Linked DNA regions of Mus musculus: regions 2, 3 and 4 are each linked to region 1. The links are chromatin loops, found by intact Hi-C in ENCODE. Cell type or tissue: left cerebral cortex. All regions are shown on one strand. Links, peaks and the distances in the headings refer to the core of each region. The heading gives the core; the rest is flanking DNA. Region 1 overlaps Vti1a (vesicle transport through interaction with t-SNAREs 1A). Region 2 overlaps Vti1a (vesicle transport through interaction with t-SNAREs 1A). Region 3 overlaps Vti1a (vesicle transport through interaction with t-SNAREs 1A). Region 4 overlaps Vti1a (vesicle transport through interaction with t-SNAREs 1A).

The links. Peaks named below come from ENCODE experiments on the same cell type or tissue, not always from the same donor. Only the 100,000 strongest peaks of a DNase experiment are listed, where the experiment ranks them.
Region 2: it touches region 1 in a loop (13-fold over the local background); 3 of 42 quality-filtered maps call a loop at or near these places.
Region 3: it touches region 1 in a loop (9-fold over the local background); 6 of 42 quality-filtered maps call a loop at or near these places.
Region 4: it touches region 1 in a loop (2.6-fold over the local background); 3 of 42 quality-filtered maps call a loop at or near these places.

What each region holds. Positions count from the first base shown.
Region 1 is chr19:55,418,289-55,426,329 of GRCm38, forward strand. The region is part of intron 5 of Vti1a (vesicle transport through interaction with t-SNAREs 1A); the gene reads left to right. Among named protein-coding and RNA genes, the nearest start is that of Vti1a, 110 kb to the left of the region's middle. In left cerebral cortex, for the core only: a CTCF peak has its summit at 3,747; DNase peaks (open chromatin) are centred at 3,754, 4,667, 4,950, 5,181 and 1 more place; H3K27ac peaks cover 497 bases.
Region 2 is chr19:55,358,676-55,366,716 of GRCm38, forward strand. The region is part of intron 3 of Vti1a (vesicle transport through interaction with t-SNAREs 1A); the gene reads left to right. Among named protein-coding and RNA genes, the nearest start is that of Vti1a, 47 kb to the left of the region's middle. In left cerebral cortex, for the core only: a CTCF peak has its summit at 3,014 (motif pointing right); a DNase peak (open chromatin) is centred at 4,117; H3K27ac peaks cover 867 bases.
Region 3 is chr19:55,518,079-55,526,119 of GRCm38, forward strand. All of the region lies in intron 7 of Vti1a (vesicle transport through interaction with t-SNAREs 1A), which reads left to right. Among named protein-coding and RNA genes, the nearest start is that of Gm41871, 180 kb to the right of the region's middle. In left cerebral cortex, for the core only: no CTCF peak of the experiment used is centred there; DNase peaks (open chromatin) are centred at 4,692 and 5,457; H3K27ac peaks cover 987 bases.
Region 4 is chr19:55,332,523-55,340,563 of GRCm38, forward strand. All of the region lies in intron 3 of Vti1a (vesicle transport through interaction with t-SNAREs 1A), which reads left to right. Among named protein-coding and RNA genes, the nearest start is that of Vti1a, 20 kb to the left of the region's middle. In left cerebral cortex, for the core only: a CTCF peak has its summit at 3,571 (motif pointing right); DNase peaks (open chromatin) are centred at 2,284, 2,459, 3,579 and 5,333.

The sequences.
Region 1 (8,041 bases), core at 972-5,971:
GTGCTAGGCTAGAACCAGTGGTGTTGAACATGGCAGGCACACACACACTTCAATACTGAGGGACACGGTCAACATTTTTGATCCATTTTCTGTGTCAATAAAGAAATGTATTTCAAATAAAGAACCATCTATTTCAGAATTTTTACACATTCATCCTAAAAGAACTCTAGTAAAAATGAAAATGAAAGAATTTTAATAGACATACAACATTTACTAAGTTGTTCCTGTGCATCCAATACCGTGTCGTAAGAATTTACACTGTTGGAGCTGGGGAGACAGTGCAGCAGGTAATGGAAGCTGAGAGACCAAGTGGCTTCTTTAGAATCTCATAATGGGCTTCACAGTCCCCTGATCTGTTTTGTTTGTCCCAAGCTCTGTGTAAATATCCCCCCCATCCGGCTTATCCCATCCAAATTTAAAGGAAAAACTAGGAGTGTTCCATGGATCCAGTGTCTGTCATAAGGGAACTTATTTATCTATAACATAGAACACCAGTCTTGGACAAATATCTTAGGGTCCCTTAAAAGTACCCATAACAAAACCCTACATGTTAAGGTAGTTGTTCCCAGGAAGCAGTTTATTAGGTCATCAATTACCTGGCCCTGTGTGACTAGAGGAAAGCCTCTGTCTCTCCTTGGCATTGCTGAATTCAAGGAAGACAATGCCAGCATTGTTGTGCTAGATAGGCTCCGCATGGAAGGTGTGGGTGGGGCTGGGCACTGTTGAAGGCATCCCACACTTAAATCCTCAGAAGCAGTTTGTTTTTGCAGTCTGCACTTGTTTGCTTATTTTATCTCTTTATCTTGAACGGAAAAACTCGAGGAGACTTGACATCATAAGAAGAGAATTGTCATTAAAGAAAGAGCCATCGTACTAATTGTAAACAGCCCAGGGAGTCCATTTGTAAAAGGAGCTTTAAGTCAATTAAATAAATAAATAAATAAATAGGAAATGGTCTCCACTGTTTAATGGGGCAATGACATGTATTTTAACCGGATTGCTGTGAAATGAAAACATTCCATTTCACCATGACATGAGACCAGTGAGGTGCTTTCCACACCAGTCATGCTTCTGGTTCATCCAGGGACGGAGTGCAGTCACACCAGTGGTGGAGTGCGCGGTGGGAATGGTCCTGGGCCTGAGGGAGCATGCCCTTAGCCCAAAGCATAAGGACTGGTGTTTTATACAGTCCCGCTAGCCAAAAAGCTATGATTGGAAGCCACGCTCAGCACAAAGCTCATTGCCTCCAGAGCAAGCGAGTCATGCCATGCCATGCAGTTTTCCCTGTGACACACAGTAGGCTCCTTGCCTTCCTCTGCTTTCGTGGTCAGTTCCCTACACCCAGTGACCCTGCAGGATTCTGGATGTACTACAGTGTAAGTTAACTGGGAAAATACCAAACAGTGGCCTCTGACTAGCTTCATTATTAGACATCAGAGAACAATGACATTTGCATGTGGAGTAAAGACTTGCATCCTGAACTCCCCACCCCCAAGGAAAGGAGACTTACAGATCTGCTAGAATTCTTAACTTGGGTGCAGCTAGTAGAGGGCAAACATAAAGCCAAGAAATGCAGAGTGTATGTCTCACTCTGCTGTCCATGTGGCTTTTTCCGGTTTTCTTGGAAGATTCTCCATATTTTCTATCAAAGCTCAAAAATAAAATTGGATGTTAGATGAGATACATCTAAAAATCTACTTGTTAAAAGGCCATTTAGCCCAATGGATCACTCATACTACATAATATCAACCAGAGATCTTTACTCCAGGAATCTATATTTCCTCTACCCTCTGTATCTTTTTCTTTCCCTAATTTGAGATGGATTTCTATCACTTGGAAATGAGCTGGAGAGCACACGTGACATGCACACCTGCTGCCTGTCACTCAGCACACAATGATCTCGAGTTTTAGACAACTTGAGCTGTCTCAGAAATAAAAAGGAATGGAGAAATAGATAAATGCCTTCTGTTACCCTTGGATTTGGGGAGGAATGGTCTCCATCGTGCAGATGCTGCCTGGGCCCTTCAGAGGATGGGAAACTCCATGCTTGAGTGTTGAGCTGCTTTTCTTGCATGTACCCCATTCATTCCAACCAATCTCTGCAGGTTCATAGGGAATTCTGTAATTTTAATTATGTTTTTCTATTTTTAAAAAACTCATTATATGCCTTGAATCATTTGTTGCAGATATTTGAATTTTAAAAACAAATTTAAAACAATCCTCACCAGATAAGTCTGAGGAATGTCACCTGACAGCTATTTATTATTGGTGTAAGCAGATGAAGAGGAGGGACTGGGAGTCTCCGAATCCTTGCGCTGTGCGTGGCTGGTTGGTTGGTTGTGAGATGGAGGTCTCAGTAGCCATGGTGTGGCTGTGGGATTAAAGAAGTACATAATTCTAACCATTTATAAAGAGAAGAATATTTCAGTGCTACAAATTGAGCAGCATTTTTACCTCAAAGCAAGTGATTGGCCTTTAATAAAGATATATTTTAGGGGAGAAGTATATGAGTGTGTGTGAGTGTGTGTGTGCGTGTGTGCTTCATATCACAGTTCATATGCACACAATAATATTGGTAAAATTTTCCTACACTAGCATTTACACTTTCTAACTGTGCTAATATGTTCTAATAGCATACTTTAAAAAAAAATGCCAGTCTCAGTTTCTAAAGTCATTTTATAGTCTGTCCTCAAGGTCACAGTCTGTAGCTCGTGTTAGCGATGCGTGGATTTAGAACTCTTAGCTCTAACTTAACAGCATGTGTTTTCAAGCAAGATAAGATGGATGCTGAGAATTTCACTGAAAGTCAGCATGCTGTGGATGCTGTCAGGTGAGGTCACACAGTGTAGGCCTCGGCTTGGCCTGCTACAGGTCAGACTAGGAGGCTGAAACAGCACACACTTCCCACCGTTGAAGAGCTCACTAAAGTGAGGCTGAGGTGCTGGAAGGTTCAGTTCCTATCGGATCATTCCTCTACTTGCCATTCATTTCCTTCCCCGTGTCTCACGGTAAGGGGCAAGATCTAAGCTCTCCTCTTCATGTAATCTCATTGCTAAAACACCCCGCCTTCTTGAATTCATGTTTTAAACTGTCTTAAATATTATTTTTAAAACTATAATATTCTAAGCAGTGTCTCTAAAGTCTTGAGTTTGGTGTGGTGGATATAGTTTTAAGTACGCAGTAAAATAAAATGCAGGACTACTGTATCTTATGGTTGTGAAATGAGGACCTTTCCACAGTTTAACATTTCTGTAATTCAGGTGTGTTTCGCTTCCTGGCATGTGACAGACTGGACGCCTGAGCACTAGTGGTGAGTGCTTGTCAGTGTGAGCACTAGTGGTGAGTGCTTGTCAGTGTGAGCACTAGTGGTGAGTGCTTGTCAGTGTGAGCACTAGTGGTGAGTGCTTGTCAGTGTGAGCACTAGTGGTGAGTGCTTGTCAGTGTGAGCAGTGTGGGTGAGGACTCGGGACATCGATGAAAGACAGGAGGAGTTCAGACGTGTAGACAACCGATGCGGAGAGCTCTCCTGGAAGACTCAGCTTGTTTGTTTGCTTGTATTTCCCTTTTCATCCATGTGCAAGGATGGAATCTCTCTAAGCGAGTCAGGAGAGATCTTTGCACATTTAGAATGAAAAGTTTTAGTAGCAGGAAAGCACTGTGCTATAAATGAACTGGCAGCCAGTTTCTGTGTCGTAAGGAGGAAAGAGGTGTTAGATTAAGCAAAGCAGCCAAGGGATGAAAGTTAGCTCACATCCCGCCTACAGGCAGGTGCAGTGCTGGTTTGCGGAAGCATGTTTCTGCTCAGTGGAGTTAAGTAAGCTCTCCAAAAGGATGGCAGTGGGAGAGAGAGAGAGCATTTTGGAGGCAGAGGAATTTGGAAGAGATGATGGAGGATGTGGGGGTGATCATGGAAGCCAACGAAGAAGAAGCCAGTTACAGTAATTAGCCACTACAGATGACCAAAGAGTCGTCTAGTAGCTCAGACATGGCGGCTCTGGCGAGGAGGGGAGCCTGAGCAGTGGACCAGAGAGAGGCCAAGAGGAAGCTAGAGGATGGTCGGAGCAGGCCCAGGGGCTCATCTCAGGCTCTCGCCACGCTCAGACGACGGTGTGGTTCTACTCACGTGCCCGCTGGGTGTAGTTTTAAGCACAGATACCCATTTCAGATTGGCAATACCCTGTTTTTTACTCTCTCGGGCCCATAAGTTTGTTTTAGAAAACTCTAAAGTCTGGAGGCCATTTCTCCACTGGATGTAATTGTAAGCATATCCGCTTTATCAGGAACGTGGCTGCATTCAGGTCCGTTGTCCTGGGCGCCTTTGTTGGCGGCTGCATTCCATGGGGCTCAGTCTTTCAGGCCTGTGTGTTTACTAACTATTCAGATGCCTTGTGGCATTCACACAGATTATGTAAAATAAAAAAAAAAATACATTATTAAGGCCGTGGATGCTGTGAATGGATTATTACAATCTGCCTATCATGGTAATGGCACCTGTTAGAGGTGTGATACAAAAGCAGTGACAGGCAGTGTAATTTAGTAATTGTGGCCATTGTACCGAGTGACTGGTCAGTTCACCAGGCAAGTACAAAGGAGGCAGTGTTACGGCAGAGCAGGGGTGGGCAAGCCTAATAGAGAGAGTTAGTTGTGTACTGAAAGAGACTTTTGGTGGAGGGCTAACTCCCAGGGGGCAACTTAGAATGAGTTGAAAAGAACGAACAGAATACAAAACTGGTACAGGTTTTCCTATTTCAGCTCTTAAAGTGACAGACGACTTACATGGATGCACATTGGCAGGACTTTTTCTTGCTGCCAAAATAACTTATTTTTTTTCCCTCCTAGAATACCCAAAGTTGCCTGTCATTTGGCAGTCACATATAATGTACTCTTGTCTTCTACTGTCTGTAAAGCATACTGTGTGAAAGTTCACGCTGAGCTTTCAGAGCGGCAGATGTACTGAGGTTTGAACAGACTGCTTGCCTACGGTCCACAGCATATTTGAAGAACACATAGGTTAGCCCAGATAGAAGAGACAGGAACATGTATATCCTTGGCTTTATTGGTCCTGCCTGCTCACCACAACCTCATTATTATTAATTATCATAGAGGATTTTGCTACTACTACCAAGCGTCTACCGTGGCTCCCTTGCCATGTCTGCTGTGCCTGGGCGTGTGCGTGTGTATGGTGCAGCAGCTCCCTTGCCTGTGCCAGCTTGCTCCCCTCCGTTCTTTCATACAACTCAGTAGTGATTGACAGTAGGGTGAGCTTCTCAGGCTGTGTACTAAGCACATCGTACAGCCAAGCACTTCTCCCTCGTGCTTCTGCATCAACCTGTGGGCTACGGCAGAGCCTCTGCCCTTTTCAGCAGGTGGGAACAGAGGTTCATAGGGGTCTGTAGCTCTTGTCTAGCAAGTTGGACTGACATCTTCACACTATACATTTATATAGAGAATTTTCTATAGGAGAAGGTTATACATAGAAAGAAATGTCTGTGCAGTAACAGTACAATTAATTCCATAGAGTTTTGAAAGAAAGTGACCATGATATATTGATATTGGATGAGTTTTGATAGCAGACTTACCCAAAATAGTCTAGAATGCTATCGTAGGCTGGTTCTTCATTTCAACCCACCAGTAATATTCCTAAGAGGGACTGCTTGACTCTTTCTTTTCATTATATGTGGGCCAGCTTATACAGAATATAGAACCTTGCTGCGAGCCAGGCCAGTGTTAAATAAGGGACACACACAGGAAAATGGGCGCCACAAAATGCTGACTCACACCTCTTAGCTTGTGTAAGTGGTGCCGCCAAAGTCCTCAGCGTGAATGGGCGAGGTACGTGGCTGCTCTGAGTCACAGTAACAGGACTTTGGCCATCAGCCCATTGGAACAGACATTCTGCTTACAAGGATGCCAGCCATAGAGCACTGGTGTGAAAGTTAAAAAGCCGTCTGCTTTGACTGAACTGAGCAGCATTGCAGCTTGGTACTTATGTTTGTGCCAGTTTGGCATCTGAACACTCTTCACAGGGGGGAAAAAAAAGATAACACTTTTGTCATTTTCGTGTGATTTGGCAAGGTGGAATATTCTTAAGGTGTAAATGTACTTCCTCCGTTTCCCAGAAAGGACCCCAGAGCTACCCACTGGGAATGATGCAGGGTTTTATATATGGTATCAGGCTTTTCACGGATGAGTGTGTGTGTGTGTGTGTGTGTGTGTGTGTGTGTGTGTGTGTGTGTGTGTGTGTTTGTTTTTTTGGGAGGGTCTGCTTTTTTTATCATGCCATGCCAGTTACTTTGGGACCATTAGCATATTGACTTCCTTTATGGGAACAGTTTTCTGAGGCTCAGACCAGGCTCATTGCACAGAGTGGGCACTGGGCACCGGCCGCAGACAGAGCTGAGCTGGAGGTCAGTACTCCAGCCTGCAGACTGCACACGGGCTTCCTGGGAGGCAGAGGTCAAGGATGTGGCCACAGGCCTGTGTGTCCATCAGCCCTGTTTGTGTACACTATATAAATGGTAATGTGCATAAACACCGCCCTCTCGCACTGCATAATTATATTGATTGCTGAAAAACAAAAACAAAAACAAAAAAAACCAGAAACACCAGAAACCGACCAAAATATCACAAGATGCTATTTCTAACACAACTTTGCTCTTTCTAGCTAAGTGTAGACACTTTTTTTTTTTTCCTTTAAAATTATGTGTTCTTGTTTCAAGCATTTGGATGATGCAAAACAGATTCTGTGGCAATGTTCTTTTTGCAGCCGGAAGTTATCCAGGTGAGCTCTGCGCCTCTCCCAGACTGATGCTTATTCCAGGTCTTTTCTGTTACTGGTGTGAACTTGTTTCATTTAAAAAAAAAAATCTAAAAAAAGTAAAATAAATTAAATAAAAAATAATTCAAATGACTTCTAAGGACAGCTAATTTTTGAAATTTGAGGGTTTTTTTTTTAAATGATTAGTCAAATTTAATAAGCATCAGTGAGCATTATTGTTTTTTTCTGCTTGGCTCCGAATGAAGCTGATTTCTAACAGAGACTTAGTGAGTTTTTCAGCCAAATAAAGTAAAGGCTCATTCTGAGATGTGTGCGACCCTTAATCCCAGCAGCCAAGGATGAAGTCCTCCTCAGTCTCCTACCCCAGCTTCCTCACACCCTGCTGGCCTTTGCTTCTCCCTTTGCTGCTCACCGAGCCCCCACCTCAGAGACAGCTCAGCAGTCAGACAGTCACATACAGCAAGGCTCCAGAGCCCGAAGCCGCAGCTCCCAGTCCCTCGCCTCCTGCACCCCCATTTCACACATCCTGCTATTACAGCACTTAGGTTCAGGGTAGCCACTGCTGATTTGTGTCGGCTAAAAATGGCCTGTGGTTTTTTAGGAGCAAACATCTTATTCTTCTACAGACGTTGACATTTGAGCTCAGAACCTCCACATCCATAACGTTAGCTTGTTTTTTCGTGGCTGTCTGGGGTAGTGCTCCCACTGTTTGTCTGTGACGTTCGCTCATAGGTGCTCAGGTTGGCAGCAGAGTGGCATCTGTGTTTGATGTGTTCTGACACTATTGGTGGAGTACTCACTGCTTTTCAAAGCAATAAAAATCAGTTGTCATGAGAATACTCAAATACAATTTAAGAGAAAGTTATTATTTTTCTAATTTGTGGTATCTTTATAACATATTTAAGTTTTTGTAGCTCTATAAATATTCCGATTAAACACTGGTTTCCCAAAATTCACCTAACAAGTTAAGACTTAGTATGCCCTTACCCTTGTTGTTCTCAATCACCATGGCTAGAGGCATGCTAAAGGCATGCAGTCTATATATTCTCTGCCCCGTAGGAGCTTATAACGTGGGCTGGAACGATAGCTCAGTAGTTAAGGGTACTTGCTGCTTTTGAGAGGACCCGAGTTCAATTCCAAGCACACACACTGCAATTCACCAGCTTCCCTAACTCCAGTTGCCTGTGCCTTCTTCTGACCTCCACGGGCACCAAACACAAACATGGTTCATGTACATATATGCAGCTATAATACCCAAACATT
Region 2 (8,041 bases), core at 980-5,979, 60 kb before region 1:
GTAATCATGAACACATGGTTGCTGTGACTTCTTGTGCTGAGCCTACAGGCAAGGAGGCAGGGACATGAGAGTGGGCAAGAAGGAGCAGGTAAGTGGGTGTATATAGGGGATGGAAGACAGTAGTGCAGTGAGTGTAACTGATGCTGCCTGTCATGGTTTGAATATGCTTGGCCCAGGGAGGTGTGGCCTTGTTGGAGTAGGTGTGTCATTGTGGGTGTGGGCTTTAAGACACTCATCCTAGCTGCCTTGAAGTCAGTCTTCCACTAGAAGCCTTCAGATGAAGACAGAACTCTCAGCTCTGCCTGCATCATGCCTGCCTGGATGCTGCCATGCTCCCATCTTGATGATAATGGACTGAACCTCTGGAGCTGTAAGCCAGCCCCAATTAAATGTTGTTTTTATAAGACTTGCCTTGGTCATGGTGTCTGTTCACAGCAGCAAAACCCTAAGACGCTGCCTAAAATGTAAAACAAAGAAGAGCTAGGGTGATAGCTCAGGGGTTCAGAGCACTAGCTGTTAGCACCCACCTGGTGGCTTAGCCATCTGTAACTCCAGTCCTGGGGTATCCGATGCCTTCTTTTGGCTTCTGTTGACACCAGGCATGCAATAGTGCACAGGCAGACATGCAGATAAAACACCTCTATGTATAATAATTATAATAAGTATTTAAAAAACGAGAAACGTCTGAGCATGAGAAACTAGATTAGCTGTATAGAGGTTCTCTTTAGAAGCTGCTTTCATGGGTTTACTCTGACACTGGTTAGTTAGCTGTTTGAACTCAGCAAATAGCTTTTTCATGTTCATAACTGAAAATGGGAATGGTGATAGTGTCTGCCTGGTAGGACTGTTAGGAAAGGAAGTTGGCATATATGCCTGCAGACTCAGCTTTCACAAGAATACCTCAGCCCAGTGCACTACGAAATATATTAGCTGCTGTGTTTTTCAAACACAAGTTAGGTTGACTTTTATGTAATGTCTTGTTCCTTTCTAGAAGGCACAATCTAAATTTGGCCAAGCCCCCAGGAGAGAAAGCCTCTCTGGCCAGAGATTTCTCTGATGTAAGGCCACAAGCTGCCTTTGCTGACTCTGTGCAGACACTGCTAATTACTGACTCTCTAGGTGAGCAGCACTTCTCTTCCTGTGTCCAGAGAGTGGGTCTAGAGGAATCTGCACAGCGATCACATGAGTGAGATGAATCTTGTACACAAGAAAGGATGAAAGAACTTGACTTCTCAGGTTGATAGTTCTTAAGATAAGAGACCATGACACTGCTTTCAGTCGGCGCCCTGTTGCTTGTGTTGAATGCTGTGAGACCTCTGGTAATTCACCCCTGGGTAAAGTCTGGTGTCCCTTAGGATATTTGCAATCTTTGTTTTGTTTCTTTCACTGGATTATCTACGTCATAAAATACTTTCAGGCCAGTGTTCAGTGTAAATGACTTTTTGGGCTAATAGTGGCCGTCATCAGCAGAACAAACAGCTTATACTGGCCAGAGAATTGTTGTGTGATTAGACCGTGATTGATTGGTGGTCAGGCTAAGTTCTTCTTTAGGAGCCTTCAATTCTAAAGTGCAGTTATTGTACAACTTATAGATGTCAGTGCATATCGATGTTTCACCTTGTAAGACCATGAAAGGTGACTTAACTATGCTTCAAAATGGATACTTCCCTCTTGATTGATTCACCTCTGACTCATGGGAAGCTTCCTGCTGCCCCACTACCAACCACTGAGAAAGTCAAGAGAGACTCCTTGCTTCTCAGAGTTTCTAGACACTTTCTGCAAAACATTTTTTTTTAATAAGATGGTATGACCAGTTAGATGGACAAGATGTCTGTGCCTTAAGAAGAGGCTGAAGCCAGGCACCGCATAGCGCAGGAAGCCTGTAGAGTGAGTATTTACTCAGACTATTACCTGGCTGGTTCTGAGAATTCATTCAGGGTTTAAGTGAAGTAAAGATAGAGTGGGTGGTGCTGGCGTCTGGGCCCAGTGGCTATTTGTCTTTGTTCACGTGACTTTTGAGGGCTGGCATCTTCCAGGGAAGACTCTTAGAGAAGCGTCTGCTTAGGTGGTGGGTGCGCTGCTCAGGTAGTCTGTCACTTTAATAAATGTCCTCCTTCCTAGGCCTTTCTGCCTGAGTTATTCCACTCTTACCGCAGGACTGAAATGTTACCCAGCAGAGCTTTGTCCAAAGAGAATCACAGTGGCAGGATGGTGCTATTGATCCATCATTCATCTGCTGGGGGTCAGCACCAGCTTAAAGAAAATGCAAAAATCCCCAAGCTCTGTGGAGAGTGGCATTTTCTCGTGTGTGCCTGTAAATATTCTTGCATTTAGAGGAAGCAGAATATGGCATTTAAAAATATGTATGAGGAGAATTTTAGGTGTTTAGTCTTTTTTTCTATTGTATTTCTTCCCACTATAGTAGACATGATACCTCAGAAATGACCTGCCGGGCATGGTGGTGCACGCCTTTAATCCCAGCACTCGGGAGGCAGAGGCAGGCGGATTTCTGAATTTGAGGCCAGCTTGGTCTACAAAGTGAGTTCCAGGACAGCCAGGGCTATACAGAGAAACCTTGTCTCGGGGAAAAAAAAAGAAGAAGAAAGAAAAGAAAGAACTGACCTGTGTTTGGGCCCCTTTCTCAATTTGTGTCTTAACTCTCTCTCAGTTTTCCTTGACAACCCCTTCATGGAACTGGATGTCGTGGTCCCTTGGACTCTCTCTGACCCTCCGTTTTCATGGTCCATTGGAGTCTCATTTTTCTGCCTTCTTATTAATGTCTGAAGTCCTTGCTTTCAACTTTCATCCTCTTATTCTCTCATTAGTTTTATTTATCTTAACTCTAAAAACATGTTGTTCAATAAAACTTTGTAGCTTTATTCACAGAATTTCCCTCAACCTATCAGGAGCCTTTATGTCTTTTTTTTTTTTTTTAACAGATTTATTTATTTTTGTATCTAAGTACACTGTAGCTGTCTTCAGACACACCAGAAGAGGGCATCAGATCTCATTATGGGTGATTGTGAGCTACCATGTGGTTGCTGGGATTTGAACTTAGGACCTTCAGGAGAGCAGTCAGTGCTCTTAACCACTGAGCCATCTCTCTAGCCCCCTCTTTTATGCCTTCTTAAAAAATGTCTCTAACACTTTCAATTTTATAAATAATTAATGTATTTCTGTTTTTTATGATTAAATTATTTTAATAACTATAAATCTCTCCATTCTCTGTAGACAGATTTTAGGTTAGAGCTCATAAGATAGATTTTTTTTTAAAGTAAGAAATGTGATATTATTTCTAAGTATTTCCTCCTGATCAATATTTTCATTTGCTTTGATTTTTAAGAGCACTGTATTAATTATTGTATTTCAATATTTTATTACATTTTATTTTGTTTATTTGTTGTGTTTGTGTCTATGTGTGTGTGCCATCGCATGTGTACAATGTTTTCTGCATTGACGTCTTCTTTTGTTTGTTTTCTTTGTTTAGAGAGGGTATCACTACATATCCTTGGCTGGCCTAGAACTTAGTATGTAGACCAGGCTGGCCTCAAGCTTATGGATTGCTTGCTTATGTCTCCTGAGTGCTGGGACACAAGGCTACAGCCAGTGCCCTTTATCTACTTTCTAAGTGTTTTTTACATGAGCCATGAAGAGGTTTCTTAGGGGATACTTAGCTCCTGAGTTCACCATTTACCTGCCCAGTTTTAGAGGTTTACTGATTGTGGTTAAGCAGGCAAAACACTGGTCCCTGCCATTGTTCAGGGGCCATTAGTGACCCCTTCTTACTTTGCTTGTGTGTAGATCTGCCCATATGTCTGATGTCACATATCTCCAGAAACTGGGAGTGGAAAGGGCTCACTGAATTCTTGTTCCCTCTCACAGGGTAGAGAGTGTGATTGCTCCCCGTGGCATCCCTGTCAGCATCCTGGCCAATCCTTCTTCTCCCTTGGGAAACGGTTCAGTTGTTTTGGAAAATTCTGTAACCTTGAAAATTTCCTATTATGTAAGCTATCTAGCAAAATATTCATAGGCAAGTGCTGACGAGTTTTCCTAAAAATACAGCCTGAAGTTCTCTGCCACGGAGTTAAAATAAGACCCCGCAGATGCTTGGGAGGGTGCTGCTGGCGTGGTGGTGGTGGTGGTGGTGGTGGAGGTATGAGTATGACGAAGATGCGCGTGGAATTCCCCTTGCCATCTGCTTCCCATCTTGGTTCCTCCTTCTGACTCCCTCAGGTTTCCAGTACAGGTAACTACTGGGAGTGAGTTTTCATGCATTTCTCCAGATCTGTATGCAGACAAGAGCAAGTGTACATTTCCCGCCTCTCCTTCCAATGGAACAAAATGGTGCTTGGAAAAAGTGGCCGATGGTCTGTGTGATAGCACACGCAGCAGCTCTTCAGCCCTCGGGTAGGTCTGAGGGAGGTCTCTGTATCAGTGAGGAGCTGGAGCGTTCCTTTGCTTTCACGGCAGCAGAGAGCCTGTTTTATGAAGTCATCAATTGTATGCCATCAGTCACATGAACAGCTCCTTATTCCATCTCTTCTTCCGGGTAATTGACACAATTTTAAGTATTTGGTTCTGTCTTCTCTATTTAAATTTTAGTTATACTTCTTGGTGTTATTTTTTTTGACAATTCATATGGAGATTACAGTGTGAGCCTTTAAGTTGTTTTATCTACTTTTAAATGGCATCATCGTGTTACTTTATGAGCAGCGTGAGGCTCATCGATAAGAACTCCATTTGCTTGTCTCCCAAACATTTTACTTTTGCCATACTATATACTCTACCTTTACGTATGCTGTGCACTTCATGACACGGCTAGAAAAAATGTTTGCCTCCAAATTTACTCTGATTGGAGCTTTTTATTTATTTTTTTACAATTAATAAAAAAAAATCTTCGATGCACATAACATTTTTCTTTCTAGGCTGAGTGGAAGGCAAGCACTTGGCCCCTTGGCAACATCTCTCGGGGGGCAGCTTCATTAGAGAGGAATTCTTTCAGCTCTCACCTATCTAAAATGTCATTTTATTTATGCTGTTGCCATTATAATGGTATAGACTTGGTGTGTGAAAGTTTAGCCTGGCTGGCACCCTCTTCCTGAGTTTTAAAGACCCCTTACAGGTCTTTGGATTTTTAAAGATTATATACCATATGTCTTATATATGCATATAGTCAATGGCCAAACAAGTCAAATGAGTAATGTTTTACTGAAAACCAGTGACGGTCCAAAAAACACTCACCTGTGTTTGGGCCCAGCAGTGAGGCTGGATCCTTGGGGCTGTATATGAGGGTGTGCTACTGTTGTCTGTTCGGTGTATGTATTTGGAGCCTGAGTTTGAATTGCCTTTCAGCAGGGCTGAAATCTTTCAGCACAAGTGCGTTTCTAGAGGCCCTGTGTGCTTCTGGGTTGAACCTCCAGCTTTATAGTCCTACTGCCAACCTCTTGAGTCTCTGGCAAGTTCTCTGTGTTTTCTGTGGTTTGGGGGCGTTTCTGTCTTCCCTGGTGCATAGGCTGAGCCTTGTGCCCTCCCTCGCTTATGCCAACTGTTAATGGCCTAAAATTCTGGAGTGTTTCAGATAGCCTTCCATAGTTCCTGTGCCCTAGATCTAGCCTTTAGCAGCCACGATCGCAGGTACCTTGTACATTGGTCTTGGCTTTGATGTCTTGCATTGTACCTTAAGATGACCACATCCTAAAATGTGAGGTGTCTTGGTGCTGTCCCCACACCAGGCCCAGAGCTGGAGTCTTGTGGGAAGAGGGGTGGGGCTAAGGGAAATGTCTCAGCTCTCCTGCTGTGTGATGTGGAGGGGCCTCTCTCAGCTCTCCAGTGCATTCGTTGGGGGTCAGTGAGCCCACTACATCATTCTGTAGCTTGGGTTTTCTGAAACTCTGCCCTGTGTACCAGGCCCCATGCAGACTTTGAAGTCTGTTGGGTGATTTGTTGGTTCCTTTTTACTGAGTGTCCATTGAACTTCCAACCAGTGCAAAAGGAGAATACTTAGGATCTCTTTTATGACAGGGTTATGACTTTCTGGAATCAACCTTATTTACTTAAATAACTACTTAAAAGATTGTTATCTTTATATGATTAGCTTTATGATAGGTATTCAAAACTTTGATTTTGTAGTTTCTCCTACTTGTTCGTTTGCTCATGTCTAACAGTGTTCTTCTGCTTTCTAACCATATTCTGAGAAGTATACTTCTTCCGTATATAACCCCGTAACCTTTGCTCCTTTGAACAGTGTCTGTCTGAGGGTTCGTCTTCCAGCAGCTGGATTCTTCCTGTTTCTCCACTCTGTTTCAAAGCCCCCAATCCAGGTTTTGTGCTTTTGAATGGTTTGCTCTGGCTGGTGCATTTTGAATCCAGCTGCTGCTCGGTATTCTTGTCATCTTCTGAGCCGTGTCGTCTTCCTTGTGTGGCCTCTGCGTGATTTCATTAGCTTTGGGACACTTCTCCATATATTTGTGTCTGTGAATAAATATCTATTTTAGTTTTGCCTTAAGTGGAGATTTTAGAGTGTATTTGTTCTTATTCCTCAAGAACAATGGGTTAGGGAACCTCAACATAGAAAGCTATGACCACAGAGATCATTTCAGACTTTACTACAAAGCACGCATTTTTATTCCAGATACGTTGACTGAGACATAGAGATACTGCATCCTCCCTGTAGCTACACAGACAGGAGCAGAACTGAAGTTTACATCGCAGTTAGTTTAACTCAGACTATGAAGTAGTTTGCTGATAATCAAGTGCATCGCCTTTGACACTTAAATGTTGTATTGCTGTGTGAGTTCTTCAGAGCTTGAGATAAAGTATTTTCTCTTCAAGAGACAGAGAGAAGGTGAGCGAGAACCAAAGTTCTTAGACAATTAAGAGGTTCCAAGTGGAGAAGGTTTCTATCACATATCAACAAGATCAAAGCTAAAAGACCAAAACCGAAAGCCCAAACTGAGTTCCAGGAGCCAAGAGGAAGTGGATAGCTGACTGGTCCTCATAGTCAGGGAGACTTGGGCCATATCTGCTGTTAGACGGGAGTGCCGATGACAAGTCCAGTTTAGCAGGCTAAAATGAATAGACTCACTAGTGGCTGCCATCAGAGTGGTTTCTTTTCTCAAATGTCTCTTACGTGATAAGCAGTGGACTCGTTGTTCTATAAGGTTTATTTCAAGCTGCCCTGAAGTACACAGGGTTCTTAATCAGAGCTAGAATCTGAGCTCAGGCTCATTATATGCCCGAATCTGAGACTTGTCTACTTTAAATATGTTTCCATCAAAGGGCAGGAAGTCAAACTTAATTACTGATAGCCACTAACTCCAAAAACCATACTAAAGTATGGTGCCAGTGTTACAGCTTAGTGGAATTTGCCTAGTATGTTCCTAAGCCCTGAATTCGATTCCAAGCATCACAAAAAGGAAAAAAAAAATGTACATATGATATGAGGCAGAGATAAAAACAGAGAAAATAAATTACCTTCCCAAATTTACATATTAGAGTTATACTGAAGGCACCTTGGCTCATGTTAGGTTCTACAAGAGTCTTCGGTCCATCTCTGTATACAATTGAAACAACTGTGCCTAAAGATAATTCAAAGAAAATTCTGTGTTGTGTCCTCAGATGATTAAAGGGTTGGAAAATTAGGAAGATGAATGAAGATCCCAGGATCATTTCCCTGAATTGAAGGTTGCAGAGTTGCCAAATGTCTTCAAGTGTGTGCAGAGCTCTCATGCCAAGTATGGTGTGCAGCTGTGTGCTGGTTTCTACTGTGTGTGTAACTGTGGTCCTTTGTTTAGTGAGATTTCAGAAAATAACCCTGACATTAACCAGTGATTGTCTTGAGCTTCTCTGTGGAAAGCTCGGGCCCTCCTCTTCAAGGTCTTCATGTGATCCATTCAGTGTAGGGTGATATGAAGGAGCGGATATATTAGAGGACTCTCAAGGTCCCTTCTAGCCCTGAGGTCCTATTATTATTGAATATTTATAGAGTACCAAAATTGGCTCTGTTCTTTTCAGAGACCAGAATTACATTCACTCCCTGTCC
Region 3 (8,041 bases), core at 2,009-7,008, 100 kb after region 1:
AATTTCAGCCCAGTTTACTTTGGGGAAAAACACGTGAAGGTTGCTCTTGTGAGGCGTCAACTTTTGACAGTTGTGGAGAATGGAAGTCCTCCTTACTCTGAAGCTTTGTCTCCAGGCTCACCTGTCTGATAGTCAAGGCCTCTAGCTTTTATTGTCCCTATTTAAATGGCCCACAGCTGGCCTGAAGGCCCCCAGCCCCTCAGCCCCTTCAGCATAATTTAAAGCACTGGCTGACATAGTTGCATGCACCTGGCAGAACTCACTGCCCCAGATCCATCAGCTCTGTGAGGAGGAGGAGGAGGAGTTCTGTCCACCCCTCGCTGGTGGGCAGTGGGTAAACTTCTTTATGTGGTTCTAATTCCAGGGTAAACAAAACTTTACATTCTGGCTGCTTCTCTTTTATTCAGCGTTATAACTTGCACTACTAACATTACTTTGATATTGTGGGTAAAAAAGTGGGTAATTTAAAGCACTGGCTGACATAGTTGCATGCACCTGCAACTCACTGCCCCAGATCCATCAGCTCTGTGAGGAGGAGGAGGAGGAGTTCTGTCCACCCCTCGCTGGTGGGCAGTGGGTAAACACAGTATCCTGGCTAGGAGCTCTTGGCATTTTTTTTCTCTCTCCTGATTTTTATTTTACACATATAGCAATGTCAATGCAGATGGGAATATTTTTAAAAAGAAAATTTTAAAAAAAGCACACTGCTAATGGAGGAGCTAGAGAAAGTACCCAAGGAGCTAAAGGGAACTGCAACCCTATAGGTGGATCAACATTATGAACTAACCAGTACCCCGGAGCTCTTGACTCTAGCTGCATATGTATCAAAAGATGGCCTAGTCGGCCATCACTGGAAAGAGAGGCCCATTGGACACGCAAACTTTATATGCCCCAGAACAGGGGAACGCCAGGGCCAAAAAGGGGGAGTGGGCGGGTAGGGGAGTGGGGGTGGGTGGGTATGGGGGACTTTTGGTATAGCATTGGAAATGTAAATGAGCTAAATACCTAATAAAAAATGGAAAGAAAAAAAAAAGCACACTGCTATAACCCAATATGACTGTAATTATCCACACACAAACTTTTTTTTTAACTCTTTTTTTTTTGCATATGTTGACATTTTTCTTTATGTGGTTCTAATTCCAGGGTAAACAAAACTTTACATTCTGGCTGCTTCTCTTTTATTCAGCGTTATAACTTGCACTACTAACATTACTTTGATATTGTAGTTAATGGAGTCTTTTACATCAAATGATTGTGACATTTATAGAGACTCGGGGAAAGCCCAGCAGCATGCATTTGGCATTCATTGCCTTTTTCAGAAAATACAAGGGCTATCTGTAGTTTGTCTCAGAGATCCTCAGCCGGCATCTGAGAAAACCCTCTTTTAGGTTGGGTCCTGAGGCATACCTGTTCTGCTCCAGACCGTCCATCCGTCCATCCGTCCGTTCAGGCCACTTGCATAAGTGGATTTCAAGTGTTTGGTGACCATCTGGATAACACTGTGCATAAATAAGCAATGATGTTCTTTGCTCTGTGGTGAAGATGTCTCTGGTCAGCATACTCTCACAAGAAGGTGTGAATGGTTTGGGTGAAGGCTCCGGCATGCACTTGCCATATGCCAGAGTATGTCGCCACTGTAGGGCATTGCCACCAATGTGGTGTTGGGCTAACCCAGCAAAACTGGTCTGCACCTCAAGGGGAACTTGAGTTTCAGGATAGGGATCAAGAATGCAGTGGGCAGTTGTGAGATGGGGGAGTGTTTCCCATCTGACAAAGTCTAAAGAAAGAGTAGGCCAGCTAGCTTCACTCTTCCCGAGCCCAGCCCTAGGGAAGGTGATGGCCGATCCCTTGTTATGTTTTGTGTTTCTTCGGAGCAAGTCTGCTTGTTTTGTTTTGTTTTAATTCATAGCATCTGCATAAGTGGTTTTTTTTTTACATACAATAAAATTCACCCAACTTAAGTATTATCTTAAATGGATGTTGGCAGTTACATACAGTTGTAAAACTACCGTGACCCACAGAATATAAAACAGCCCCTCCCCCCTCTACTGGGTTTCCCCAGCTCAGTTCTGTCCCTGTGCTGATCCAGGCAGCTGCTCTGACAGCAGAGATCTGCTGTCTGTAGAGATTTATATGGATGGAATTCCATAGCATGTTGTCCTGCCTTGGCTTCTTTCACACACTGTAGAGCTTCTGAGTTACACCTGTTTTGTCACGAGTTAGTTATCTCGTGCCTGTTAATTAACATCCCAGAGGAGGGTGTGGTAAATTTACCTATTTATGGCTTGGTGATGGGAACTAGATGTGCTGCCTGCAGTTTGGGAATAGTATAAATAATGGCACTGCAACCTTTGTGTACACATCTTTCTGTAGACATAGGTTCATTTTCTCTTGTGCAAGCATCTAGGAATGGGATTAGCTAGGTAAATAACATGTTGAACTTCACAAGAGCTTGTCAATGTTTGTGTCTCTGTGTCAGTGCAGGAGACTTCTGGTTATCATGCACTTAATTCTTGGTGCATCCAAATAGATGGCAGCAACTCAGACCCTCTTAAAATAGCACATGGTCTCCTGGTCACCCTAATTCCTGTTTGACTGCTGGCCTTCCTTGCCATCATGATGAAATTCCCTTACATGAAGCAACTTAAGGGAGGGAAGAGTTATCTGGGCTTGCAGTTTGAAAGGATACGACCCATCATGAAGGAGCCAGTAGTGGTGTGAGGCAGCTGAGCACATTGCATCTATGTTCAAGTAGCAGAGGACAAACAATAAGTGAGCTGTCAGCCATGACTTCATGACCCACCCCCAGGGACCAGCTTCCTCCAAAGAGACCCCGCCTCTTAAACTCTCCACAGCTTTCCAAACAGACTCATGAACCTACGGGAGACACTTCACATTCAAACTATAAGGCAGATTCATTCTGCTGGCAAGAGTACTGCCCACCTGTCATTTGAATGTACTTGACCTTAGCCACACAAGTTGTTATCAGCCATTTTACACCCCTGTCATACACTGCAGGGAACTGTGGGCTGGGCCTGTGGGATGAGAAGATTGGAGTTGGAATGGCTATCTCTTGCCACTGATGTACTGCCAGCATAGACTGCTCTGCACCCAGTATGTCCACCTGTAAAATTCAAGGTTTTAGTCAAATGATATAGACCAAAAAAAAAAAAAAAAAAAAGATATAAACCGTGTTAAGCACTTACCACATGGCCAGGCCCATAGAAGACACACAGTGCAAATGGTTGGAATAGCCAGTGACTCCATAGTGTATAGGTGTGTATCACACTCACCCTGCACACCTGTGTTCCTATGCCAGCTCACCAGTGAAGTGCAAATCTCAGGGCTAGACACAAAGATGTGCAGTATCTAACAGCAACATGACACTGGACAAACTGCTTGACCACTCTGAGAGAGCTAATTCATCAGACAGCCAATCCTAGAACATTTAGTTTCTACAACTGATAAGTTCTTCCTGGGTTGATTTGGAGGTGGTTGGTCTTATACATGGTTTCCTGAGACAAATGTTGAAATCAAGGCAGATCCTAGCTGAACTTTACCACACAGCAGTATATACCACTGACTGCACATTGTCATCCGCCCCCCCTCACCCCCTCCACTGAAGTCCCTGCCATCTCTCCTGACGGTGAGGAGTGGTAACAGCTTTAGTGAAAGGTTCCCATGAGGCCAATGTGAGAATGTTCTAGCAACGGAAGTCGTCTAAACTTCTAGTCAAAATTAGTGATAAAAATCTTCCTGCTAGACTAAGATAGAATCCAGCCAAGGACAGAATTTCATAGAGACCCAGCGGGGTCCCCTGAGAGACTGATAACCTTTCTCACGTGTGATGGACGTGCTAATGACGAGGCTTCAAGCCAGTCCTCATATTTCAGTACCATTTCTAATGTATTAATCCATCATTATTAGCTATGCTAATTAAGAGTAACTAATTAATAAGATAAAAAAAAGCTGCCACACAGTCTTAACTGCCTCTGGAATTCTACACTTCATTAGTCTTTCAAACATTATCTAAATACCTGAGGGAGGATGTAGTCCCATTCAGATATCAAGCCCGAGTACCCTGGGGTGTGGATTAAAACTAACTACTGCACAGCAACTCTCCATCAGAAGCAGTTTAAGGGTAATTGCAGTGACACATGGCTTCTGAGATTCCCAGACTCAGGAATGGAGTTTGTGCCAATTCTTCATATGATGAGTCTGACAAGGTGCTGGGCTGGGGGATTCTCATGCTCTGCCTTTCACCTAATGGAAACACCCCAGGCCGCACTGGAGCCTTTCCTTCTATGTCCTCAAGGAAGTGCAACTCGGGAACACTGGAGATCTCAGCTGTGTAGCATGGTGACCCTGTGATGGCCCATGGGCTGGCCAACATCTCATGAATGTAGGTATCCATCTCTGTGCAGCACACTTTCTCATGTATGTATGCATGTATGTATGTATCTCTGTGAAGCACACTTTCTCATGTATGTATGTATCCATCTCTGTGTAGCACACTTTCTCATGCATGTATGTATGTATCCATCTCTGCGAAGCACACTTTCTCATGTATGTATGTATGTATGTATGGTATGTATCCATATCTGTGAAGCACACTTTTCCTTCTTTCCAGGTTGGGTTCAAGCCAGGCCTTAGTCATACTAGGCCCATCCTCAGCACTGAGCCACCCTCCCGGCACACACGTTTTTTTTAAACTCTAAGACTCTCCAACTTTATCATACAGTGTTGTCCATGAACTCATGGTTTAATGCACTCACTATGCATTTTTTATACATTAAAATAAATGCATAGTTTAAAATCTGAAATAATCTAAAGGTTACTGAATGTGTCACATAAAAAAGCCATCATCCACATGCTGCCTGAGATAAGCCAGGCCCTCCCTCCCTCCAGTGGCCTGCACACAGCATGCGGGAGTGGGGGGGCGGGGCATTGCTGTGTTGTCCTTGTTGGGTTCCTTGCCTGTCTCCCAACTCTGACATGGAGACCCTGGAGGGCAGGGACTGGCTTTCATCTCTGCATCACCCTGCCAGTGAGCTGGGCTCGTGATATGCATCCAATAAATGTTTGATGAATGAAAATCTCCCTTGTGATTAAAATATCATCAGCAAATACAAATATTTTCTGTTTTCTCTCACTTGGATTCCTAGCCTCTGATAAATTCTTGAAGTACAAAAACATGAAAGAAAACATAGGTAAGAACAAAATGTGTGGAGAAGAAGTAGGTTTGTCTGTCACCAGTCACTTCATTTCACATGATAAATGCCCAGCATCAGGAGCACTGAATGATAGAAAGTGTCAATGACTGGATCGGGCATAAATGCCATCACCTTCTGGGGTAAAATATCAAAGGCAGGAATGGAATCTTGTCCTATTGAGAGCCTCTGTGCATGGCAGTCTCTGGGAACAGAATGGACAGCAGGGGAGTGGGCGAGTGCGCGGGCAGGCAGGCCAGTGAGGAAAGGACACAGACTTCTGCAAGCGAATTTAACTCCCTGCTTTTTGGTAAAGATCTGTGAAGAAATGGGAAGAAGAAAAGTGTATCGTGTCCAGAAGCGTGTTGGCGGGTGGCAGCGTTGGTCTTTTGGGGTACATTTTTACTTCCCAACACCTTTAAACAAAGTAGATGAATCTGTACTTAAAAGTGTGGGTATCAGTTTGACAGTGGTCTCAGAGAACAAACACTTGAGGTTAGATCAGTTAACCAGAGTGATGACGTCACGCTTCACCCTTAACACTGGAAAGGTTTTGAAGTTTACCTTTCTACTGATTTCCATAAATGAGAAGTTTAAATTTAAGAAAGTACTTAACATTGTGCTTACTCTGAACCTCTCCACATGGTGTTTGCAGTTTTTAATCTACCCTCAAACATGTGCATTTAATTACAGAAAGGGGGTTTCAGTGTAGGGGTGAGTAATTCTATCAGCATTACTAGGGAGCCAGTAGGACAGAAAGAGCAGGGACAGCGAAAGGCAGAGAAGTTGCCTCATGACACTGGCAGGATGGAGGGAGGTTGGGACTGTAGCTCAGTGGCTGCAGCACTCGCCCGCCGTGCACAGGCCCTGGGCTTGACCCCTCAGAGTCGCTTACACCAGGCATGGTACTGCACCCCTCTAATACCAGCACCTAGGAGGTGGAGGGAGGATGATCAGAAGGTCGTCTCTGCTAGGTAACCAGTAGGCCAACCTGGGATGCATGGAACCCTGTCTCAAAAAAAGGTTTGTTAAAAAAAATATTTAAGGTGAAAAGATAAAAAGGCCTGTTTGCTGGGTAGGGGGAAGTAATCTCTCTCTCTCTCAATAATTGCTGTTGTGAGCATTTATTTTACTCTTTCCCGTAATAATGATGATTGTTTTGTCATAAAACTCAGAGACAATCCCAGCTCCAAGGCAAAATTCCAACCTGTGTTTGGGACATTCAAATTCATGCTATTCCCTAGCAGGCTCTAAAGATCCTCACGTCCAAACATGATGCCGGCTTATTGCATACAGTTTCATCGTACACTCGAGCCTTTGGCAGGATCATCGGAAGGGAGACACAAAGATGGAGGCTTGTGGGGAGCACCCTGAAGGAGTCCTGTGTGCCCACAGATAGGCACTACCCACAGTTGCCCCTCACCCAACAGCCAGGAGTGAAATGCCCAAGGCTGTGTAGGTGGGAGAGCTGCCACTCTAGAAGGCCTTCCTCTCCGCACCCCCAGACCCCTTAGCTAGCAATGAGGGCTTCACAGGACAGAAGGCTAAACTCTGCCTCTGATCATTTGGGGGTTTGGTTTAATTTGTTGTCGTTGCTGCTGCTGCTGCTGTTGCTGCTGCTGTCCTCAGCATAGTTTGATTGAAAGTACAAATTGTCATGAAAGATTTGCAAAGAACCAGGTACTGCACGTTGCTGTACAGTGCGAGCTCTACGAAAGATCCTAGAGTCCCTTTCCCTCCACACGCCTTCAGTCTGTTGTATCCCCTGAGAGGGGTACCCAAGAGAAGGTATGAGGAGAGGTGCTTACACGTGAGTCAGTGGACATGGCAAGGAGACAAGGAGTGTTACCTCAGAGTCAGCGGCTCCACTGAGGCTCTTTTTGTTACTCAGAATGGCATTATAGGTTTCCTCCACTCCAGACTTGAGCCTTTCAGTGAGTGCGACTGGTAACAGATGCCCTGGTGCTCAGCTAGCATGGTTTAGGATTTCTGCAGCAGGGGCCTGAGCCTGGCTGACATGTGTCTGGCAAAGCTCTGGAAAACACCCTCTGATTTTGGATTAGTGTGAGCAGAGAAGAAACTTGTTGCATTCTGAATTTGGTTCTCACTGTTCAGACTGAAGTGGCTGAACACTGAAGAAACTATATTCAGGGAACAGATTTTCTCTCTGTGCTCACTAATGTGTGCTGCCCAGACCATTAAGACAAGCAAACAGGAAGACAGTATTCAGACCTGCCAGGCTCTGACGCACAGCACCTGGCAGTGCCAGGGGCTTTAACTGTTTGTTTCTTTCTCTGTGGTTTTTGTGTGGTGGTCTCCACGCAGAAGGTGACAGAGAAGGCAGTTGTTTGTATTTTAATGGTTGATCGACTTGTTGTTTTGACATCCAAACTAATGAAATACAATTTTCCAGTTATGATTAAATATTGTTTATTCACTGATCACTGTGGTTAACACTGAGAACAGACCTCATTAATTAGCACTATAAGGAATTTAGATATAAACTTGTGGATCTTCTCCTTTTATTTGTTCTTTGCAGTTTGTGTGTGTGAGAGTGTGCCTCTGTGTGAGTGTGTGTGTGCATGTGTGTGTGTGACAAGTCAGGTCCTGGAGACCCAGGCATCCGCCTCCCTCCACTTGCCAGCACTGGGGTTCCAGAAGCACACCATGGGCCTGACTTTTAAATGGGTGCTAGGGATCCAAACTCCAGTCCCCAAGTTTGCACTTTACTGACTATGCCACCTCCCCAGCTCTGTAAAAGATTATTGGATTGTTTGTCTGTTTTCAGAAGAGAAATTCATGGACATAAATATTTGTGTTTGTGTATTTGT
Region 4 (8,041 bases), core at 1,612-6,611, 85 kb before region 1:
CAAAGAAAGTGAACCAGCGAAAGGCGAAAAATACTGAGCCGAGGGTTGTTGGGTCCCCCCCCCCCCACAAATTTAAGATTGTATCTTAACAAAACATAAATAAATAAACACCTTTGAAGTTGCTGTTGTTGTTTTTTAAGCTACAAAGATGTATAAGCTGTTAGGCCAAGTCTAAGTAAATAGAAAAGAATGGAATAGTGTGTGGTGAACCAGGATGAGAGTCCTCAGGTCTGTTAAGTGCTCAGCTTCTCTGGGGTTGCATTGTGGTGCTAGCACCATCTTGTGGTTGATTTCTGTCACTGCACTTATTTCTTGCCAGCTGGGCTTGCTTAAGACAGCACACAGCCTAGCTAGACTGTGAGGGGAGTTGGAAGCAGCACTCCAGCCCCAGTCTAAGTTCACTCATCTCCCAGGTCACAGGTGCCAGAAAGCTGTCTGCCCCTGTCTGGAAAGGCTATGTGATGTGGTTGTTAAGCCGGCTCCCAGCACAGAGCTGTGGACATCAGAGAATGGCACTTGTATGGACAGTCTCAGCAGTGAGGCTGAGTGAATGCGCCTAGACATCCAGCTGCCTGCAGACTGCTGGGTCAGTGCCTTAGGTCAGGGTTCAAAGGGTGCTGCTCCTACCTGCACCGTCTCCGCAGGCGCCGGCCCAGTGGGCTTGAGCACAGTCTGTGCACGCCCCCTATTTTTCCTTCTGAGACTAAAGTGTGAGCGAGGAGGAGGAATTTAAATTTGATTTTTTGTTTGTTTGTTTGTCAAATGGTCAGGAGCTGAGTGCTTTTGTTTACATGCTGTCTTCCTTGTCCCTGCAACATCCTGAGATAGCAGACTTGTGATCTTGTGGGACCTGTAGGAAACGGCTGAAGCATGCTCAGGTGTGGGTGGTCTCAGCTGTAATGTGTAGCAGATATCACATACCTGAACCTTCTTCAGGAACACGCATGCATTCTAACAAATACAGGAGCTGGTGTGGTTAACGCTGCATTTGAAGTGTAGGCTCACTGCATTTGAGAGACCAGAAGAAGGCAAGAAATGGCTCTCACGTGTAGCCCGCAGCTTCCCTAAGCTGCGCCCCGGCAGCTGCTTCCCTTTCCGTGGACACTGAAGACTGTTAATTGACGGGCCTCGTAAGACTCGCTGTTCTAGCAAGACTGTAGGTCAGAAGAATAACTTATATTTTTGCTTTTGTTATCAAACTTGCATCATCTAATCAAAAAGATAACTAGGCCAACTACATGGCATATATGTTAATGTTAGACCCTACATGTAGACAAATACATGTAATCTTTGTAGTGTTTTTTTTATAAGCCTTAGCTTGATATGGTTGGGGGTTCTCAAGTACAGTCCTGGTCCCACATCGTATACCAGTATATAAAATAAAAAGCCTCTCCTTATTAAGATTTATTTACGGTCATGGTAAATCTCTTAGCAACCCCAGACCTGTAGCACTGGATAGAACCATCTGAGCAAAGAAACGTCCCTTCTCCATGAACATGTCACCGTTTATAACAGTTATACTCCTTCATTCTATATAAAATGTCAGAATATCCCAAAAGATTTTAAAAAACAAGATCAACTTAGCCTTATTGCTCCAGGAGAATCATGTTTTACATTTTGGATGGCTGTTTTCTAATCTCTCCTTTCCCGTAAATAGCTTTACATAATAATGATGTCACACATCCATATTTTAAAAATATATGTTCTTAATGCTTCCATTTTAAATTTCTATAAACTCTAGATCATTTTAATGGGAGCATGTTGTCTTCTCTGTGATGTTAACTCTTGTTGAACACCTGTATATTTCTATTTATTTCCTTCACACCTTACTGTGCTGCAGTGAACGTGTCCCCGTAAGATTTATAATCTGGAGCATTCGTAGAAGACAGATTAATACAGAGTTTTCAGTTTTGCAGTTCACCACTTGGCAGTTTGTTCTGGACTCTGTTCCTTAGGCTTCTCTTGTAGGTCATTTCTGCTCTGTTCTCTGCTTCTCCTCCATGTTAGATGATGCCAAGAAATAACAACTGAAGTTGGACCAGAGCGGAGCACCTTCTGTGTGTTGCTTACTGAAGTCTCAAACCATTGTAGGAGAAAGTCTCTGTGACTGTGGGGCTTGTATTGTTGGGACTTAATGCTAACTTTCGAAGTGGGCCATAATAGATTTCCCTGATCTATAAAGCTCTTGCACAGACTCCAGGGTGGAACGCAGCTGGGATTCTTTTTCTAAAGTACTTCCGCTAGGAAGATTCCCAGTGTTGAGGCGGCTGGCAGACCTATGTGGGTCTCCCAGCTGGCTGAACTCTAACTCACTGACTGTTTCTGCTAGGCATTTGCACAAGCCTGTGACCTTTCTGGGGAAAGGCAGTGGTCTGTTTAGAAAGCTTCTGCATGTGCACACATGCTCCTCCTGCAGAATAGGCTTTGTCAGGTCCCACCAGGGCAGGGAGTTAGAAAGCGGTTATGCAAGCAGCCATCTTTGCTAGTGAGATTCTTATTTTAGGCTCTTAGCCTCGGTAGCTCTACATAGATGGGCACAGGTGGAGCGGCATGGTGGGTAGGGAGACGCCAGAGACGGTTTTCGGCTGTAACCCTGCCTTCGGTCCTGGGAAGCAAGTGTGCAGGGCGCTTCTCTGGCCTCCCCACATAGCAAGTATCACAGGGTCATGCCCTTGACCCTTCCCCTGTCATGTGTGCTTGAGTGAAATAGTATTATGATCTTGGCACTCTACGAATTGTATTGTTGGGACTTAATGCTAACTTTCGAAGTGGGCCATAATAGATTTCCCTGATCTATAAAGCTCTGACATTTTCCCAATGCGAGTAATTTTATGATGACCACCTCAGACTTGAGACTATTGATTTTAGGCCCTGTAGACTTTGGTGACCTGTGAAAACAGCTTCCATATTCACCGAAGCCATGGCGGCCAGGCCATGTATGTCCTGGAACAGATATGTGTGCACCCACATATGCATCCTGTGTCGACTTATCTATCTTTCAGTGTTGTCAGCGTCTCAGATGGCTTTTGTTGTTCAGTTAAAAAATTTCCTTATGTGACATTGCTTTTTAAAAAATTAAAATTATGATGCCACTTTATGATTAATGAGCCATTTTTTTTTACTTAGGCTTTATAACATTTTGATTTGTCTATGTAGTTGAGGTATGTATTTTCTAGATAGAATGGTAAATTGGTGTTTGTGTGTATGTATGAGGGCATGCTTATGTGTGTTCATGTGTGTGTGTGTGTGTTCATGTGTGTATGTGTGTTCATGTGTGTGTGTTCATATGTGTGTTCATGTGTGTGTTCGTGTGTGTGTTCATGTGTGTGTGTTCATGTGTGTGTGTGTGTTCATGTGTGTGTGTATGTGTGTTCACGTGTGTTCATGTGTGTGTGTGTGGCTTACTGGTTTTAGAAATTTTCTCTGTTATAATCCTTTTTATTGGCCAGCTACTTTCAAACTTTTCTGTTTACTTGTATTTGTGCTCTCACTTGAAAATAAGAAAAATGAGTAAAAATTTGCCAGACTTAACTATAAGCCTGTGACAAACTTGACTTTTTCATTGGTCACTAGATGGCACTGTTTGTTTGCAGAGTGCCATTAGAAAAAAAAAAAAGGAAAGAAAAGAAAGAAAGAAAAGGAAGGAAGGAAGCAACTATGGTAGTAACAGAAATTACTGCCTCATGAATAAAATATTTCTGATGGGATTTGCATTTCTATATTGGCTGAAGACACTGTGTTGAATGTTTTATTAACCAGCCCAGTGCAACTGTCAGCCTATTAAAGAGATCCAATGGTCCCTGTTTAGATAAATAAACTAAATAAATCCAATTCGTCAAATTGTGTTCCTGGCTGTTTATTTTCCATTCTTTTGATGTACAGTTTATTTTAAGTTAAAGCCACATTGGTTTAAAAATTAATGGGAAAATGTTACTTGGTGTTTGGAACATGAAGAAGCTAATTGCCATAGTCAAAAAGCCATCTCTGTTCTAATGTTAAACTGTTCACTCATAAATAGTAAACTTTCCCCTGGTTGCTTACACACTGTCTCGTGGTCAGAAGTCACGTGGCCCCTCAGATGGACGGCCAGAGACTGTGCGGTCAGAAGTCACGTGGCCCCTCAGATGGACGGCCAGAGACTGTGCGGTCCTCGTCTGTGTGCTGCTCAGCCTCCCTGGCATCGATGAGCACTGTGCGCGCCTTACTTGGTTTCTCCATGGCGCACTCATTTCTCAGGTATGACCCACAATTCCTTGGGCATCACAGTAGCTAATTCATTTCTAAATGAATGTCCTCTCTGAGTGCATCCAGCATCAAAGGGGGGAAGATGACAATGAGCAACGATATTTCCCGAAGAAACCAAAACCCTCAAGGTGATGACTCCATAATAAACCGGTTCCCCTCTGTTCGTTGCCCTCCTAAAGTTTATGCTCAAGGGAAATTCATGGCTGTATAATATAACACTACCGACTGAACTAGATATTTCAGACTTAGGCCCTAGGGCTACAACAATATTTGAATAAGACACGCCAGGCTTGTGCTTTGCCAAACTAAAATCAGTTGGTAACTTGAAATGATACATAACGGTTTTGACATCTCGTTTCTCTCTCCGTGAATCTTGACTTGCTTTTCATGCTATTCTTACTGTCTTTTATCCAGTTCTGTGCCGGCGAGGTTCAGAGCACAGCTTAAAGTGGGTTAGGCACTTTTGACTTTGCTCACAGCCTTTCAGGGCATTCAGCTGGTGCTGATGGGGACTGTGCCAGATCTCATCTCCAGGGGGAGGTTTTCAAGCTGTGCAATAGTAGCTGAGGATGTGCGTTCTGTCAACTATTTTAAGTTTGCTTATACAAGGCGTTAAAGTAGGGCTCGGATGGACCATGCCAGACTTTGCTATTGATTTCAACTTAGTATAAACCTGGTGGGTAGTGGACCACGTGTAAAAATAGTTTCATTTTTGTTTGTTAGTTGGCTTGAGTTTGTGTCCTTCGGAGGCTGGAAAAAAAATCATACTTAAGGGTATAAGAAATTTAAAATATGGAGTGAAATTGATTTAAGAGTTTTATTTTTTCCCTCAGGCTTGGTTTTGTTGTGAACCATCCAGTTCATAACACATTTAGCCAGTTTCTTAAAGTGACCTCTGTGGAAAGTGGAAGCGCAGATTCCCTTCCTTGATGTTTCTCTCCTCTAAGGTTTGCTTGTTGGGACTTTTACGACTGAACATCCATTGCCTCTTCACATACTCACCAGCGAACAAGTTTTGGTTTTCCTCTTCTTTAGTGTTTTTCACTCTGTGGACTCACTGTATGTTTTAAGGCAGCTGCATATTGTCTGTGAAGCGCACGCCCACACTTTTCTCCCCGGCTCGTGGTGCTCTTACTTCACCTACAAATGCATTTCAGCTGAAGGAGAGTGTGTGTGTGTGTGCGTGTGTGTGTGTGTGTGTGTGGGGGGGGGGGTCATACTCGCGGTCACATGATATTTGAACTACACATAGGAAGAGGAAAGTTTCCATCTCTCAGTTAGAAACCTACAGGTTTATAGGTGCTATTTCAGTGAAGTTTAAACTTTGCTTTCTTTTCCTTACTGAAGGAATGTGGCTCGGGGGTAGTCATTGCAAATATGGTCTGATTCAGGTATTCTATTCAGAGGCTTTATTTACACTTCAAAAATATCAGGTAAATATTGTTTCAGGTTGCTAGAAGTAGTTAATACCTTATTTTTTTCTTATATTCTAAGTGAGCTAAATTTGGTCATGGACCATGTTTTCAAGACACAAGTGGGAAATAGCGAGAAGGCACAGGGCCTGTGGTCTGGGCCCTCCAGCATGCGTGCTTTAGTTTCCTGATATGAACCTTTGAATTCTGCCCACATACAGGGGAAGGATGGAGGTCCAATAGGATCGTTAAGTATAAAAGCACTTGGAGAGCTGCATTAAGTCTTAGTCGGCAAGTTCGCTGTGTACAGACCGTAATCCTATAATTAAAGAATTTAAAGGTTAAAGTATCTCAAGGTCAGAAGATCCTTGAAAATCCTAAAAACTGTAAACCATCTTCCTCAGGGCTCCAGGGGCCGAGCTGCCAGAGCTTACACAAAGGAAGGAGGCGCTCAGTCTTCCATTGCCTTCGCAGACGTGGCCTTCGTGTTTGGGTTGCTTTTGTATGTCAGTACATTTTGTTTTGTAAAAGACATCTTAGAAATTAATCTGTGGGAACAGAAAGCAAGCTTTCTCCTTGACCTTGTGGGAGTAGAGGCAGAATTAAAGGTAGAGAAATTATGATATTATATACTTTATGCCTTTTTATCGTATGCATTTTATTACTCTTTAGAATTGTCTTTGCGCCAAGTTTTCATCTGGAGTTCAAAATACACATGCAGTGTCTTTGGCTTTCTTTCCTATTCTTTCTCTAGTTTCTAATAATTGACTTCCCTGAAACCTTCAGAAGTTAGTGTTGTAACTAGAGGCAGAAAAGGAGTCTGTAGTTTTTCCCTAAAAATTGTCATTAACATGAGCAGAGTTCATGCTAGCATGCCTAAGCCAACAACCAAATAGCCCGGTAGTTTAAAAGCTACCGAATTTCCCTCCCATCTGTTGAGAATTTGTTCTGAAACAGAAACAACATGACTTGAGCCCGGTTCCGACAGTAAAGCACATATTTCAAGGGAAAATTGGGAAGCTACGTAAGAGAACTTATAAGCTGGTAATGTTTGGCTGCTTCGTTGAATTTAGCTTTAGATGTGAAACTTCTCAACCATTTGCTGCCGTTGGTTTGGGTGTGGGCTACTGGGAGCTAAACCTAGGGCCTCACAGGTGGGAGACAAGCACTTAGCGAGGGATCGATAGCCTCAACCCCAAATTTGCATCTTTTCATATTGATTATAGCCTTAGTGATTGTAATCCTGTGGTAAGCAGAATTGAGGGGTGGTCATTAGGAGAGTGTGTGAAAATACAGAGAAGCATCCAGCCCAGCATGATGGCTGCAGACGGGCTTGAGAGAAGTGCCTTGTGGGAACTGGCGTCCAGACTGAGCCTTGAGAAGGGGTTTGAGAGATGAACATAGTCAGCTGAATGACCAGGATAAACTGCAGGACAGGTTGGAAGGTTAGCAGGGCCCACTGGGGCAATGAGAGTTTGGAGCTGGTTAAAATATTCTGGGCACAAAATACAAAGTTGGTCTCCTGCCTTTGTTGCATGTTGGGATCTGGGTATCTTTAAACATCCCTGACACCAGATGGTCTTCTGCGCACACACGTGTGACTGTATTGGTGTAGGTGTGATTTGTACATTGTTGTGATGGCTTTTTTAGGGCAGCTCCTCAAGTGATTCTCTATACTTGTGAATTTGGAACCGAGTAGCTGATGTAGGAAGCTAAGACAGAGAGCTAGGCAAAGCCCCAGCCCCGTTTGGATTAGAAGCTTGTGCTGGGTCACTTGGTAGCTTTGCACCTAAAACAGGGAAGTTCTTTTTTCTGTGTGAATTTGAGTTTAATTTTAATTTCTTTTTGCTTTTAAAACCCTAAAATGATTTTAAATAAAAATTTTAATTACAAAAAAACCCTGTTATCTTATAATTACATTGTATGAAATTTCCTTAAAATTAATTTCCTTATGGTATATTTAGGTTTTATGATAATCTTTAGTTGGAGGAAACAAAGAAGATATGCATATATAATTTTTCTCTCTAGGTGGCAAAGTGAATATTTTAAATTCTCAGTTGAGCTTTGGATAAAACAAAGGCAAGCTGTGAGTTCTTAGCTAGTACTGACTGTGGCTTTGACCTGGAACCCAGAGTCAGTGCACTATAGTGTCTTCATGTGAACACTGCATTTTAAAAGCTGCTATTTCAAATGCATCGGGCCAGGCTTACATTTTCTTAAAGGAAACACAGGACTCTCTGTATATGTACATATGCTTGTGCTATTTCTGGATTCAGGACAAATAATGTATACTATACACAGGTGCATGCATGAGAACACATACAGTGCACACACTTTTTTTCTACTCTGTGAAGTCTTGAAAGATGGATTGTAACTTAATTTTG